Regions from separate parts of the Homo sapiens genome. Here region 1 is linked to region 2. A link is a loop called in an ENCODE intact Hi-C map of the cell type or tissue named here. Cell type or tissue: PC-9. All regions are shown on one strand.

What was found. Hi-C counts contacts between places; a loop is a spot of excess contacts. Peaks named below come from ENCODE experiments on the same cell type or tissue, not always from the same donor. Only the 100,000 strongest peaks of a DNase experiment are listed, where the experiment ranks them.
Region 1: a loop joins it to region 2, with 6 times the contacts of the local background. A loop is called at or near these places in 2 of 110 quality-filtered maps.

The regions. Positions count from the first base shown.
Region 1 is chr3:131,356,035-131,364,034 of GRCh38, reverse strand. All of the region lies in intron 2 of NUDT16-DT (NUDT16 divergent transcript), which reads left to right. It also overlaps the pseudogene NUDT16L2P. Among named protein-coding and RNA genes, the nearest start is that of NUDT16-DT, 21 kb to the left of the region's middle. RefSeq lists enhancers at 1,788-1,837, 1,858-1,917, 1,800-2,344. In PC-9, no CTCF peak of the experiment used is centred here; DNase peaks (open chromatin) are centred at 2,284 and 3,644; H3K4me3 peaks cover 1,843 bases.
Region 2 is chr3:131,213,818-131,221,817 of GRCh38, reverse strand. The region is part of intron 14 of NEK11 (NIMA related kinase 11); the gene reads right to left. Among named protein-coding and RNA genes, the nearest start is that of NUDT16-DT, 160 kb to the left of the region's middle. RefSeq lists an enhancer at 4,570-5,071. In PC-9, no CTCF peak of the experiment used is centred here; DNase peaks (open chromatin) are centred at 4,277 and 4,767; H3K4me3 peaks cover 1,066 bases; H3K27ac peaks cover 2,490 bases.

The sequences.
Region 1 (8,000 bases), 140 kb before region 2:
AACCCTCCAGCAAGGGCATGGCTACTTTCAGGAAAGCAAAGAGGGTCCTCTGCTTCTCTATCCTTCCCAAAAAACATGGGCTGGGGTAGACCCTAAAGAGCAGGCATGGAGGACTGTGGGAAGGACTCAGCCTTGCTGTAGAAGCTCTCTGCAAAGCAAGAGGCAGGGTATGGTAACAAATGCCAATTCCTGGTTAAATTGGACTTGACAGGTGAAAGATGTCAGGCTGTGTGTGGTCACATTGTACATATGCATGCCTGGGGGTTACCAGGCTGTATGCAAATATACAAGGAAGAGGTAGGCTCTGAGAACCTGCCAGGGCCCCTGGGATGAGCTGTGGATTTTTGCCCCTGATCCCATGAATTGGAGGGTCCTCTGCTCAAAACATATGATATACATGTCTTCTTTTAATTTGGTATCGTCTTTAGGTCCGGAAGAGAAAACATTCCCTTCCTTGTACCAAAGTCCTCAGCTCAGGTTCCCTGAGTCCACAGAGGGTTGCCTCAGACGAACTGGGATCTGAAGTCCTGAGAAAGCACCAGCTTCCACCACTCCCAAGTCCTGGAGGGTATCCAGTAACTGCTCCCAGGCAGCACCAATAAAGCAATTCTCCAGAAAGATGGGCAGGCCTCCCACACCATCATGCAGGGTACAGGGGCACTCACACCAGGCCCAGCACCTGTAAAAGGAAGGAGACAGGAGACACTGGGACTCCAGGTAGCTCATGTCACTACCTCCATCCTCTCTTTAGCAGATCTTTCTAGAGCAGATGCCACAACTCTTAATACTCCAGCAGAAACAAGCCCAAGGCTCCTATCTAAAGGAGGCCCAGTGGGCTCAACCCTCTGCAGACAAATGACCCAAGACATGCTATCCAGCTCCATCAATGTTAATCCTTATGACTTCTGTCCCCTACACCTCTAGTGGCTCCTAACGCCAAAATTCATGCTTAGCCCTGCAACAATGGTTCTCAAAATGGGAAACCTAGACCAGCGTTATCAGCATCACTTGGGAACTTTTGAAAAAAGCAATCTCAGATTTCTGAACCCCTGCCCTCCCAGAACTTGGGAGTGGTGGAAGCTGGGGCTTTCTCACCCACAACCAGCGTTCTGGGAGTAGAATCTAGTCATTTTTGTTTTTATAAGCCTCAGAGATGATTCTGATACTTGACAAAATTTGAGAACTACCTCCATATACAATCTGTCTCCCTGGCCTTAAGTATTAGGGCCTTAAGTATTAGGGCCATATCTTCTTCCTAAGAGAAACAGAGGCCCAACAATAAGGGACTAGGGTAGATGCCTGGCCATTTTCACATTATCAATAGAGAGCAGCAGAGAGATGTAGATATGTGTGTTCTAGAAAAATCTCTCCAGAGCCCAGTAAAGGGCGAGGTGGGTGGAAATCTTCCCAGGAAGCCTAGGTTGGCAGTACCATTCAATAAGAGAAGACCAAGATCCCAACTCCACCAAGAAAATGGGGAAGAGGGCAAGTTCTGACAGACGGGGACCTCAATCCAAAAAGAGTTGCTGAGGCAAAGGAAGACATGGAAGGAAAAGGAATAAGATATGGGGCAGGGTCCCAGACTGGCCCCACCTCCAGCCCGTGGTCCTTGGCCCCTGTTGCGCTGGCCTCCACAGCCAACAGCTGCTCGAGCGTCAGAGATTTGGCATAGAAGTGGGCCACAACACGTGGCCTTGATCCGGCGTGAGAGCTGCGGTAGTCAGGGCGCTCCACGCGGAAGGCGGCCGCCGCCTCGCCCAGCAGTTCCAGCAGACCACGGTTCAGCCCGTCCTCCAGGCTGCTGTCTTGCGAGTCCACGAATCCGCCAGGGAAGCCCAGGCGCCCATCAAAGCGCATCTGCATCTGAGAGAGGAGGAAGCTGGGATTGGCAGGGACACCCGAGAGTAGCGCCGCAAGGAAGGTGCAAGGCCAGAGCGGAGAGTGGCCGGGCGCGCGCCCTCCTCACCAGTATGGCGTAGCGCAGAGGGAGGCGGCCAGAGAGAATTCCAGGGTCCGGCGCGTGCAGGAGCGCATAGCAGGCATGCCTCTAGCCTGGCCCCAGCGCCAGGGCCTCGGCCAGCTCCAGCCTGCGGGCCCTGGCCATGGCCCGACACTGCTCTTCCGCTGTTCCGAAGGCCTACGAGGGCACAAGGGCGAATCTCACCTCGGACCAATCCGAGCGTGGGCGGTGCCGCAAGGCACCAGCCCTGCAGGGATAAGGGGGAGGAACCTGGGCGCCTTAGGTCAGGGCGCAGCGACCGGTGCCGGAGGCAGCCAATCAGGGCGGGGCTTGCAGACCGGACTGATGTCCAGAGCCCAGGAACCTTAGGGAAACCATAAGCAACCTCTGGGTTGGGCTTGCGGCGGGGCGGGGCGGGGCTGAAGGTGTGGCAGCGCCCTGAACCTGGAGAAAGGCTAGTACATAAACGCCTACGTCAGAATCTGGAGTCAGCTGGAGTGTGCCAGCAGGTAAGGGAGAGCTGGGGCGCTCACTTGAGTGCTGGGAGCCAAAGAAGTAATAACTACCTTTGGTTGGGTGTGGTGGTACACAAAGCACAAGGCCTGGGTGGGGGTTAGGAGGAAATGAGGCAGGGTTGGCCTCAGACACCAAGGCCTATCCTAGGGAAATGGGGATGGAGAGGCGCCATGGTCTGACAACTGTCTTGAGTGGTGAAACTGTGGGGACTTGGTAACTGAGTGAATGGGGAAGAGGGAGCGCTGGGCTAGTGTTGGTTCCGAGTTTCCTGGATGTGGTGTCATTTTCTGAGAGGGGGAGAGTAGGAGAAGGGTGAGCAGTGATAAGTGTAGTTCTAAGGAATTGGGGCGGCCACAGGCAGTGGGCAGCTTATCGCGGGGATCTGACGCACAGGAAGTGGCACATGGAGAAGTCACAGGGCAGTGAGATTTTCAGGGGAAGGGTGGGGGTGGAAGGAGCTGTGAGTGAAATCCTGTGGCACAGGACTGGGAGTGAGGAGGGGTGAGAGATAGAAGAAGCCTCCTAGGCTTTCTAGTCTTTCCCTCAAACCCCCTCAGACCTCTGAGCTATGAAGGAGGGTGGGTTACCCTACCACAAGGGCAGAGGCCTACTCAGGGCCTGATGCTGAGATGCAGGATCCCTCACTCCAGGCCAGGCCTTCCCCACCGTGCAGAGCGCCCCTACACCAGGTGTCGATATTGATTATGCAATAGAAAGCAGGAGGCAGCTCCTTGAGGGGGGCTGGGCATAAACTCACAGCCTGTAAGTGACGGCATATGGTGGGAAAGAGTCCGGACCCACCCAGAAACAGGTTTGTGCCCTTAACAAGTCACTTAACTCTCTCAGATCCCAGCAGCTCATCTGTTAAGTGGAGATGATACCAACCTATTAGGGATGTTGAGATATGTAAAGCACTTAGAACAGTGCAAGGCAGAAAATAAATGTATCCATTCTTGGAGTCGAGGGTTGGGACACGCTGCTGTGTGTTATGTTAAAGACCCAGGAGTTGGAACTGAGCCACACTCATCAAGGCCCCAGTGTTTCAAGCAGGGATGAAAACTGTTAGGCATCATTTTTCCTAGCTTAGTCTTCTGAGTTGCAGGGTGGAGATGCCAAATACTAACATCAGATGGGCAGATCAAGGTGATAAAGCTGTAGGTGTGACACAATCCATGTTGGCCTGCTATCATTCTGGGGACTTGGAAATGGCCCTGGCTTCATGTTACACTCACCTTGCTCTAAAAGCGGATAGCAACTGCCAATTTCCGGGTTCCAGCCAGAGCAACTGAATCAGAATCTGTGGAGGTAATACAGGGACATGTGGCTTTTCAAAGATGTTTCAGGTAACTAATAGCCAAGGTGGAGAAGAGGTGATCTACCCCTCTCCCCAGCATTTCAAAGGTAACCTTCTCTCCTAGATTAGCTACTTTTAAGGATTTAGGGTTAAACATGCCCTTTCCAGATCTTCAGGCTGTTCTTTCTTTCCTGGTTGCTTGAAGAGACTTTTAAAGATGGACTCAACTATTTATAAGGCAACATGAAAATCTATAAAAGCCAAGGCAACAGCTATACAGGAATTAATGCTTTGGAGACCAGAGCTTTTTCTGGATGAAGAAAATGGAAGCCCATAAGAACCCCCAACTTTGCCATCCCTTTCAAATCCCTCTCTGCTTCTGCCTCACCTCCCCACCTCCGCCAACCATCCCCCATTCACTATCCTGAGGCAGAATGCCCAGGACTCAAGGCTGGAGGTAGAGGGCTGAGCAGTGTACCTAAAAAGCTGCTTCAAGTTCATGGCGGTACGTGGAATCAAAAATAGCTCTGTGGTCAGTCTGGGAGGATGCTAAGGAACCAATTCATTTTTAAAATAATGAGGAAAAGAATTAAACATTTATCATGCTTTTAAATTTTATTTATTTATTTATTTATTTGAGATGGAGTCTTGCTCTGTCACCCAGGCTGGAGTGCAGTGGCGCAATCTCGGCTCACTGCAACCTCTGCCTCCCAGCTTCAAGTGATTCTCATGCCTCAGCCTCCCTGAGTAGCTGGGCTTACAGGTGCCCACCATCACGCCCAGCTAATTTTTGTATTTTGAGTAGAGACAGGGTTTCGCTATGTTGGCCAGGTTGGTTTTGAACTCCTGACCTCATGTGATCTGTCCACCTTGGCCTCCCAAAGTGCTGGGATTACAGGTGTGAGCCACAGCGCCCAGCCCATCCTGCCTTTTTTATATGGGCTCTTCCTCAGGGCTACTAAATAGTTGATGAGAGGAAATTTTATAAGTATTCTAGCTAATCAAAGAAGAAGGAGCCAATCAAAATTTTACAATTTTTTTTAAACTTTAAAGAATTAATGGATCCTAGGGAATGATCATCAATGTTTGCTAAAATCATGAAAAGGCAACCAGTTACTGTGCACTTCATGATGGAAGAAGACATCACCTCCTATTAATTTTTCTTGCACAAAATTGAAGTTGAATCTCAACCTAAATACCAGTTATAAGAAATATAAAGGTGCCCCTTTTTAAAATATCAGGAAGAGACTAGAATGATCCATGTAATAGTGGATTCGAGTTGGAGACATCAGTATTAACTCATGTTTAACTTAATATAGCTACATATGTTTATATAGGGAAATATTTGTAGATATGTACACACCTCTTTTATAAAGTCACTAATCTAATTTGTGAGGCCCCTGCCCTCATGACCTAATCACCTCCCAAAGGCCCTACTTCCAAATGCCAATAAATTGGGAGTTAGGATTTCAACATATGAATTTAGGGGGAACAAAAATATTCAGTTGATAGCAATCATGAAATACAATGAAAGTCTGAGAAACTCTCACAACAAAGACTAGCCTAAGGACACATGACATGACTAACTGGATTAGATAAATCTGAATAAGGTATAGACTTTGTCTAATGATAATGTATCAAAATTGGTTCATTATTGCAAGAAATGTACCATAATAATGTAAGATGTTAATTACAGAGTAAATTAGGTGGAGTAATGGGAACTCTAGGTACTATCTCCACGCTTTTCCTGTAAATATAAAAAACTTTAAAAAATATATAGAGGAGGTCTCAGTATATTGCCCAAGCTGGTCTCCAACTCCTGACCTCGAGCTATCTTCCCACCTGCACTTCCTAAAATATTAGGATTACAGGCGTGAGCCACTGCACCTGGCCTGCAAATGTAAAACTTTTTTAAAAGTTTGTTTTTAAAACACATGAGGATGCAATCAGTAAATCCTAGACTGAAAGTTTACAAGAAAAATGACCTGGTTTCAGTAGTAAATGAATTACAAGGGAAAAAGAAATATGGTGGTAGACTCTATACATTAAAAGAGATTGAGGAGACATATCAATTGAAGCACCTGGGCTTTATTCTAATTTGAACAAACAAATTCAAATAGTGAGGGACAGGAGAATACTGATTGGATATTTTATATACAGGAATTATGGATAATTGAGATGTGATAGTATTGTGGCTATGTTTCTTAAAAGAGTTATCTTTTAGAGATACATATATTTAAATAAAGTTTTGCATTGTACAAAACTCTTTCAATGAGAGGATCCCCTTTGGTTCAGGAGAGGGAGAGAGGTAAGAGTGTAGTCTCACTTTTTAGGCAGGAAGAAACTGACAGCAAACATCTGCCATCTGACAGTTATTTTTAAACCATTCCACTTAATCCTCATGAAATTTTCCAGGTGCTTTGAATGCAGAGCCAAGGTTGAGAACTACTAATTTAGAAGACTATACCATGGTGGGAGTGGGGAGGAGATGCTACCAGCAGAGAGCTATCAGCTAGAGGCTGTAATTTTACCCAATTACTTCCTGAAAGTGCTAGATGCTGTTGCTTATTATTATTAAGCATTCACATAACCTAAAATCCCATTCAGGAGCCTTAAAGGAGGTGCATTTTCTAGAAGCTAACACTGTTTTTGGTTATTTGCAGGTATAGCATCAAAACTATCCACTGCTCTGTTATCCGGAGTTCATTAAGTAGATCCATTTCACACTATCAGGACAGAATTTTTCAGACACCTGAAGCTCTGTGCCTAGACCTTATTTATTTATTTATTTATTTATTTATTTATTTATTTATTTATATTTTGAGACTGAGTCTCACTCTGTCACTCAGGCTGGAGTGCATGGTGTGATGCACTCCATCTCCCAGGTTCAAGCAATTCTCCATCTCCCAGGTTCAAGCAATTCTCCATCTCCTAGGTTCAAGCAATTCTCCATCTCCCAGGTTCAAGCAATTCTCCATCTCCCAGGTTCAAGCAATTCTCCTGCCTTGCCCTCCCCAGTAGCCGGAATTTCAGGCGCCTGCTGCCATGCCTGGCTAGTTTTTGTATTTTAGTAGAGATGGAGTTTCACCATGTTGGCCAGGTTGGTTTCGAACACCTGACCTCGTGATCCACCCACCTCGGCCTCCCAAAGTGCTGGAATTACAGGCGTGAGCCACTGAGCCTGGCCACCTAGACCTGTTTAATTGAATACCCCACAAGCACCCCAAACTCAAAACACCCAGGAATGAACTCAGTATTTTTCCAGCCGCCCAATCTGCATGTCTTCCTGTATCACCAGCTCTGTGAATGACCTGTCTCCTGCCCAGTCACCTGTGCTGTAAAACTACCAGTCCTCACAGACCACTCCATCACTCCTCTACCCATCCAGTCAGTCCTCAGTTCTCTCTCATGATCTCCCCTCAGGATGTCTTGACTTCATCAGATGCAAGTCAGGCCTTCATCTTTTCTCACCTGGACAAACCTCCTGCCTTTCTGTCCTGCTTCCAGTCTCACCCTTTTCAAACCTGCTCTCCACCCAGTGCCATGATACAGCTAAAGATCATGTTCATCAATAACTTTGCAGTGGCTGCCCCTAAATACAGGACACAGCAGAGCAAATGTGACAGCATGTATCTGAGCTTTGCCTTCTGTATTGGTGATGTTTTGCTGAAACATACTGTAAAATGTGTTAACACCATCAAAAGAAACATTCATTATTTCACAGTGTCTGTAGGTCAGGAATTAAAAGGGGGTGGTTCTAGCTTAGAGTTTCTCATGAGGTTTTAGTCCAGATGTCAGCCAGATCTGTAGTCAAATGTAGGCTTGACCAGGGCTGGAGAATATGCTTCCCATATCTCACTGACACAGCTGGCAAGGTGGTGCTGGCTGTTGGCAAAATGTCTCAATTTTTTATCCCATAGATCTCTCCATAGGGTTGCCTACATGTTCTTACAACACAGTGGCTGGCGTCCTCCAGTGTGGGTGATACAGATGAAATCCATGTGTTTTATGACCTAGTCTCAGAAGTCACACACCATCACTTCTACATTATTCTGTTGGTCACACAGGCCGCCCCGAGGCAGTGTGGGAAGGATCTACACAGGACGTGAATACCAGAAGTGAGAATCACTGGAAGTCATGTTGGAGGCTGGCCACTATCCCCTTCTCGCTAAACCTGACATTATCACTCTCATATTTCATGTTCCACCAGCACCAAAAGATTTCAGATTC
Region 2 (8,000 bases):
TGAGAACTATTGCTCTATCTTATAGAACCTTCGAGGAGAAAATGACATACAGATGCAACTGTTAAATGAAAAACTCCCTGTCACTTCATCTACTGCATTAGCTCTTTAAACTGCTAAAACGATCCAGATATACATTAACAATTTTTTTAAAAAAGAGTGTTTTCATAAAACAGGAACTTTGCCTGAAGAGAAAACCAAGTTTCCTCTAAAGGAACTTAGTTCCTTTTAGACATTTAGAAGATCTCAGCCTGTGGGCCCACCACCATCCCAGATGGTTTTAACCATTAGAATGCCTTAAGCAAATCCATGTGACAGGCTTCCCAGAATGGTTCTTAAAGGGTGGTCCCCAGAATAGCAAGAACAACATCACCTGGGCTCTTATTAAAAATAAAAATTTCCAAATTTGCCTATACCTCCAACCTACTGAATCAGAAACTGGGATGAAGGTCCAGCAATGTGTGGTTTGACAAGCTCTCCAGGTGATCCTGATGCACCCTTAAGTTTGAGAACCACTAATTCAGCACAATGACTGGCACTTTATGTCTGCTGAAATAAAAATCCCTTCTAATATTCCAGGTAGATGGTAAGCTCCAGGAGGGCAGAGGCCACACCCATCCTGCTTACCATGGTATCCCCAACACATGATTCAAAGCAGACACCCAAAACTTCTTGCTGAATAAATGAGTACATAAATCTCTAAGAGATAAGGACTTTCAAATTGCCACATAATATCATATACAAAGAATTAACTAATCCTTTGGGAGAGTAACGTGGAGAGGGGAAGCTGAGGAGAGGAAGGAGATACAGATGTTTTTCCTAAGACTCCCCCACCCCTTTCCTCTTTTTCACATACTTTGAACTTATATCTCAGATGTAGTCATACCTTCGAACTGCAAAAAATGTCTTCATCGTACTAAAACTTCCAGTTACATCCTGCAGGCCCACTCAGTCAAGTCCCAGAACTCAGTCAAGAGGACCCAGAGTGTGACAGCAAATGCTGTTAGGCTGGAGCTTTCTCCAGGTGCCCTAGAGTCTGCCCCGGACACCCTGCCTCTCTCTGCATATCTAATCATAGTTCAGCATTAAAGTTTGCGGAGCTGGCTGTCATGGGGCAGACAGAGGGTGGGTGGTGGGAGCCCTCAGCAGAAGGCAGCTACCAAAAGATGTCCATCTCTATTTGTCCTTTCTTTTCTAGTTTTCTGAAGAGGGTAATGGCTTTATTACACCAAGCCAGAAAATACTGAACAAGGCTATTATAAGGCTCTAATAAGAACAAACTGATTTATTCTTGTATCTCAATGTGGCCTCTATGAAGACCATGTTCATTCATTACAAATTGGGAGTGGCAGTGCTTAGAATGATTACAGTTATTATTTGTATTAACATGACAGCCATCAAAGCATTTCTTAATTTCCCAAAAATAACATTTGTGGGTGTGAAAAACTGCTCAAATTCATTTTTAATAAAAACATTAAAAATAAAAATATTATTTTCTCATATGTATAGGAAACCTATGATTAATATGCTACAACGTCCCCAAAACCATAAGATTTTTTTTTACCTTTTACATAAGGTAAAAGTCAATACTTTGAGAAGACACACAGACATAGGCATTGTGCTGAGTTGCCTCAATTTCCCCCAGAAGCTCCATTTTGTATAAGGTAAGCACAATTTAGATGAAAACAAAACAAAACAAAACAAACAAAAAACCAAAAAGAAATTGAAGTCAAAGTTAACTGGTGACATCTGCTGCTTCTGAGAAAAACTGCCTTGCAACAGAAGTGATGATACAAAGTAGTGACTAGGAGGACCACCTGTAGGGTCAGATGGCAATCAAATTCTGCCTCCGTTGCTTATTGGCTGTGTGACCTCAGGTGGGCTACTTCACTTCTCTGGGTCACGGTGTTCTCATTTGTAAGTGGGTGTAGTGGCTACTATCAATGCCCCACACAAATTCTCTTCCCAGACACACTCCAAAGTATAATTGGCACACCCTCGTCTGCTAGCTGCTGTGCATGTTGGCTGCTGTATTAAGTCAGCCAGAGCTGTAATGAGAAGATACCACAGATTGGGTGATTTAAACAATAGAAATTTATTTCCCAGAGTTCTGGAGGTTGGAGATTAAGGGGCCAGCAGGGTTGGATTCCTCTGAGGCCTTTCTCCTTGGCTTCCCTCTTGCTGCTTCTTCACAAGGTCATCCTCTGTGCATGCATACCCTGGTGTCCCTGTGTCCTAATCTCTTATTCCTCTTTTTTTTTTTTGTATACTTTAAGTTTGGGGATACATGTGCAGAACATGCAGGTTTGTTCCATGGATACACACGCGTCCTGATGGTTTGCTACACCCAGGTTTGCTGCACCCATCAACCCATCATCCACATTAGGTATTTCTCCTAATGCTGTCCCTCCCCTAGTCCCCCACCCCCTGACAGACCCCAGTGTGTGATGTTCCCCTCCCTGTGTCCATGTGTTCTCATTGTTCAACTCCCACTTATGAGTGAGAACATGCAGTGTTTGGTTTTCTGTTCTTGTGTTAGTTTGCTGAGAATGATGGTTTCTAGCTTCATCCATGTCCCTGCAAAGGATGTGAACTCATCCTTTTTTATGGCTGCATAGTATTCCATGTTATATATGTGCCACATTTTCTTTATCCAGTCTATCATTTTTGGGCATTTGGGTTGTTTCCAGGTCTTTGCTATTGTGAATAGTGCTGCAATAAACATACATGTGCATGTGTCTTTACAGTAGAATGATTTATAATCCTTTGGGTATATACCCAGTAATGGGATTGCTGGGTCAAATGGTATTTCTGGTTCTAGATCCTTGAGGAATCACCACACTGTCTTCCACAATGGTTGAACTAATTTACACTCCCACCAACAGTGTAAAAGCATTCCTATTTCTCCACATCCTCTCCAGCAACCCTATCAAAAAGTGGGCAAAGGATATGAACAGACTCTTCTCAAAAGAAGACATTTATGTGACCAACAAACATATGAAAAAAAGCTCATCATCACTGGTCATTAGAGAAACGCAAATCAAAACCACAATGAGATACCGTCTCATGCCAGTTAGAATGGCGATCATTGAAAAGCCTAATCTCCTCTTCTTATGAGGACACAGTCAGATTGGCTTAGAGCCCACCCTATCAGCCTCATTTTAATTTAACCACCTCTCTAAAAGCCATGTCTTCAAATACAGTCACATTCTGAAGTACTGGGGGTTAGGGCTCCAACATATGGCTTTTAGCGGGGACTCAGTGAAGCCTATAACAGTTGCTGACAGCACACAGATACTCTATTCTCCACAGAATTGTTCTTGGATCAAAGAAGCCCTCCTTACTGAAAAGATGATGCCACATCTCTGCCCCAGGGGCAGTCCTGGCCAATGACTGAGTGACTTAAGGTAAAACCATCTTTGTGGTGTTACTCATGCCCCAGAGCTCCCTGTGTGAGCAGACTGAGGCTAGTCTCCAGCTGAGACCACATCCTTGCTCAGCTCCTTTTATCTGGACACAGCCCCCAACCCCACACCAAACTCTATATACACACACCCACATCCTTAGAGCTCTCCACAATAAGATACATGCACCAGATACCCATCTCAGGCTGTGCTTCTAAGGAACCCATCTAAAGACTTGGACATTATAATAAAAATATCTTGACTCATGGTTACAAAACAAAATATAAAGGATAAGAGATAAACATCTCTTAAAGAAAAATAGTCAGGTGCCAGCAAAGTCACATTCTTTAATATTATAACTTTAATCCTCAGACCTTCAAGAAAATAATAGAGCCCACATCTGTGGCACTGCTAAAGTGAGTCCTTTGTCAGATATCAATTACATCTCAGATGACTAAATTTTTTTCTCTCTGGAGGTTTAGTCTCCTGGCCCTCTTCAAAGTCTTCTTAAAATGCTTCATCTTGCATAATGTCCAGAACATGGTAGATGCTCCATAAAATGGCACTTATTAATTTAGTAGGTAGAAAGATTCGCTTTTATAATTGTTGTTGTGAGAATTTTTTTTAAGAAATTGTATTTAGAAAAATACCTAATAAAAGTGCAGGGAAAGAAAATGATATGATCCCTTCTGCCAGGGAACAAGAGGAGGGCTTTGGCCCTGTTCCAGAAAGGTGGAGGGAAAGAGAGTGGGAGGGGCCAGAGTGAGATGGTGGCCGATCATGTGCTCTGTAAGACGCCAAATTCACCCGAAACTTAGCATAAATGTACCATCTAGGTTTGTGGGAGTACACTCTATGATGTTTGCTCAATGACAAAATTGCCTAAGGACACATTTCTTTGAACGCATCCCCGTTTTTAAGTGATGTGTAACTGTACACATAAAGGGCCAACAGCATAGCTAGAGGAAAACACTTCCCAGGCAGAGGTCACCTGTCCTTCAGGATGACAGCTGAACTCTCCCAACAAGATAAAAACCACTCCTAAAACCCCAGCTTTCCATTCTCCCAGCAGCTTATAAGGATACCCAGTCTCTCCCTCCCCCATGCCTTCCCCGGCACTATTAAAGAAAAAAAACTGACTCTTCTGATACTTTGCTGTTTGGGAAAAGGCATTTTATCCATCTCAAAACTTCAATTCAACATATATTGTATTTTATTTTTTCCTTTTCAATTTTTAAAAGCAATCTCTCTCCCCACTGTGAACCATGAAATAGTTTATCAGAGTTATGCAGTGAGTCATCGGCTGGGCCTCGAACACTGTGTTCACGGTGTCCTAGTTCCCGGTGACAGCAGTTAAGATTGCTCATTGGAGCTCAGAAGTCATAGAGAGGGAAGGGCACACTCTGAGACCCACAATTGTTCCTTTCCCTGGTGACTCATCCCCTTTTATGATACCATGGGCCCCTGCTGGAGGTCCCAGAGAAGCTGTTACTCCACATGCCAAATGGCTGCTGCATCTCTATTTCATTACAAAGAGCCCCCTCTGCGCCCAAGGGAAGCAACTGTAATTTTCAATCACCGTAACATTTAGTGGGACTGGAGGCATGCAGCAGCATATTTGCTAAGAAATGTTTCAAACCAATGTTCAAGCCAGAGAAGAATATGGACAGCCCCCAGTGAAATAAACACACTCATATTCTGAGGGAGAAATGAACAGTCCAGGTATCTTTTAACACTCAGGTCTGCAATCATCTCCTATCTTCCATTGGCATCATGTCTTACACAGGCTGCTGCAGAAATGTTTTGAACCAATGTTCAAGCCAGAGAAGAATATGGACAGCCCCCAGTGAAATAAACACACTCATATTCTGAGGGAGAAATGAATACTCCAGGTATCTTTTAACACTCAGCTCTGCAATCATCTCCTATCTTCCATTGGCATCATGTCTTACACAGGCTGCTGCAAGCCTTGCCTAATGCACTCACCATGTGACTCTCCCCTTTCAATGAGGCCCTCGCTGCCAATAAAATTGAGTATAAAATCTTAAGTTTGGCAGGCAAGACCTTTTATCATTTGCAACCCACATTCCCAGATCTGCCTCTTCTTACCAATGAATATGGTAGATCTCATTTAAAGGTTATGTACCAAAAGACTCTGATTGGGCTGTCCTGGTCTGGGTCTAGGAAGCTTTATTTTTCTGATGCTTTCCAGATAGTTCTCATATGTACCTTCAGAATCCTGGCTTTCATAACCTGAACTCTGTATTTTTCCCTGAATTCACTCTTGCTTTCCCACTTCATCTCTTTAAAGTACCACTTCTTTTAGAATTGACCTAATATGGTAGACACTAGCCACTTGTGGCTATTTGAATTAAAATTATTAAAATTAAATAAAATGACAAATTCAGTTGCACTAGCTACTTTTCAAGTGCTCAATAGTCACCTGTGACAAAATTATAGAATATTTCCAACACTGCAGAAAATTCTACTGGACAGCACTGTTCTAGGCTGTCACCTCTCTAAATAGAGGGGCACAGCCTCCGCTTTCAGTTTGGCCAGATTTCTTTGAAGCTCTGGGATGTGAGTCACTTTACCTCTCTGATCCTCAGTTCCTCTCCTGGCCAGCACACCATCTACCATCACCAATCCCCACCTCTGCAAAGAGAAGGCAGAATCTCCTGGCCCTTGAAAGTGCTCCAGCTCTCACAGTTGTGGATGTAGCAGGGGAGAGGTAGTGTCTCCATCGCACCCCAGCCCTAAGCCTCTTCATGTAACTGAGTGCCATATCAAAGGATGTATCCAATCAAATCTTCTCATCTGTAAGATGCCCTTTTCTGCCTTCTTTTACACCATATCTACATGCACAGGTTGAATAAATGCCCAACCCCAGCCTTCTGGGCAACCCCCTTGCCCAGAGAAAGGCAAGCTCACAGACCTCCCACACCCCCATGGTAGACAATATCTTTCTTTTCTTTTTTTTTTATATATTTTTTTGTTATACTTTAAGTTCTAGGGTACATGTGCACAACGTGCAGGTCTGTTACATATGTATACGTGTGCCATGTTGGTGTGCTGCACCCATTAACTCGTCATTTACATTAGGTATATCTCCTAATGCTATCCCTTCCCCCTCCCCCCGCCCCACAACAGGCCCCGGTGTGTGATGTTCCCCTTCCTGTGACCAAGTGTTCTCATTGTTCAATTCCCACCTATGAGTGAGAACATGCGGTGTTTGGTTTTTTGTCCTTGTATATTTCACAGCACAGCAGGAATCAAGTCAACTTTGAGAATAATATCACTAACTGCAAGTGGAACTGAACCTCAAATACAAACAATATGTTTATATTCTTAGGATGGGGGTGCACATCAGTTGCTTGGTTTGCCATGATGCTTTCTTTCCTCACACAATAAACTACAGGGTTAGTACCGTGACCTTTTCTAAAACAAACTTTCAAAACCAGGGCTAAATTTAACTACATTGATTAGCTTAGCCTACAGCATCACACATGAGGTTGTGAAAAGAAATAATTTTCTTAGACAAAATGCATATTCATGACCCTTTCTGGAGGGCTAAATTAAGTACAGTACAGTACTGTTTTTTATATATAGGACAGCAGGTTCTGCTGTAAGTGCCTCTCTAAGTGACATCTCTATATTTGACTGAGTGTACTAAAAGCTCTCCACTCCCTGCTACACACACACACACACACACACACACACATGCACGCACATTCACGTGACAGAAATAAGCTCCATGATCCTTTTGGAAATAGGTCTCCCTCAAGCTCTAGAGTCTGCACTTTTATCCTATATGTCAAGATGATTTTCCCTCAGGAAAAACTGTAATGTTTCCCTGAAACTTTTCTTTCCTGCTTTAGAGAGTAAAAGCGAAAATGACAAGGTAACATTTGTCTTTTCTCCCCCAAATTCAGAGAAATGAATTCAGGCCAGGAAATTCATTCTGTCAAGGAGAAATGTAGAAAGACTTCACAGAGACTCTGAAAAATTTGGTACATAGTGGGATGTGCTGTGTTTGGAGGCAGAAGACAACTCGTTCTATGACTTTAGGCAACTGGTTTAAGCTCCCAGGCCTTAGGTGTCTTACGTGTAGAATGGGATGGTGATAACTCACCAACCTTAAAACCAGAGCCTGAACTGAATGATTTCAGGTTACTTTTCTGCATTAAGACTTACAAATTTACGACAAGGAGTAATAAACTAGACCAATATCTTAGTTAGTTTGGGCTTCTGTAACAGAATACTATAGACTAGGTGGCTTAAACAACAGAAATTTATTTCTCACAGTTTTGAAGGCTGGGAAGTCTAAGGTCAAGGTGCTGGCAGATTCAGTGTCTGGTTGAAGGCTCCCTTCCTGATTTGCAGACTGCTGTCCTCTTCTTGTATCCTCATATGGTGGAGGAGCATGGAAACATAGAGACAGGAAGCCAGCTTTCTCATGTCTCTACTTACAACGGAACTAATCCCATCCTGTGGGCTCTACCCTCATGACCAAATCACCTCCTAAAGGCCTCATCTCGAAATATCATCCCACTGGGGATTAGGGTTTCAATATGATGAATCTGGGGGGACAAAAACATG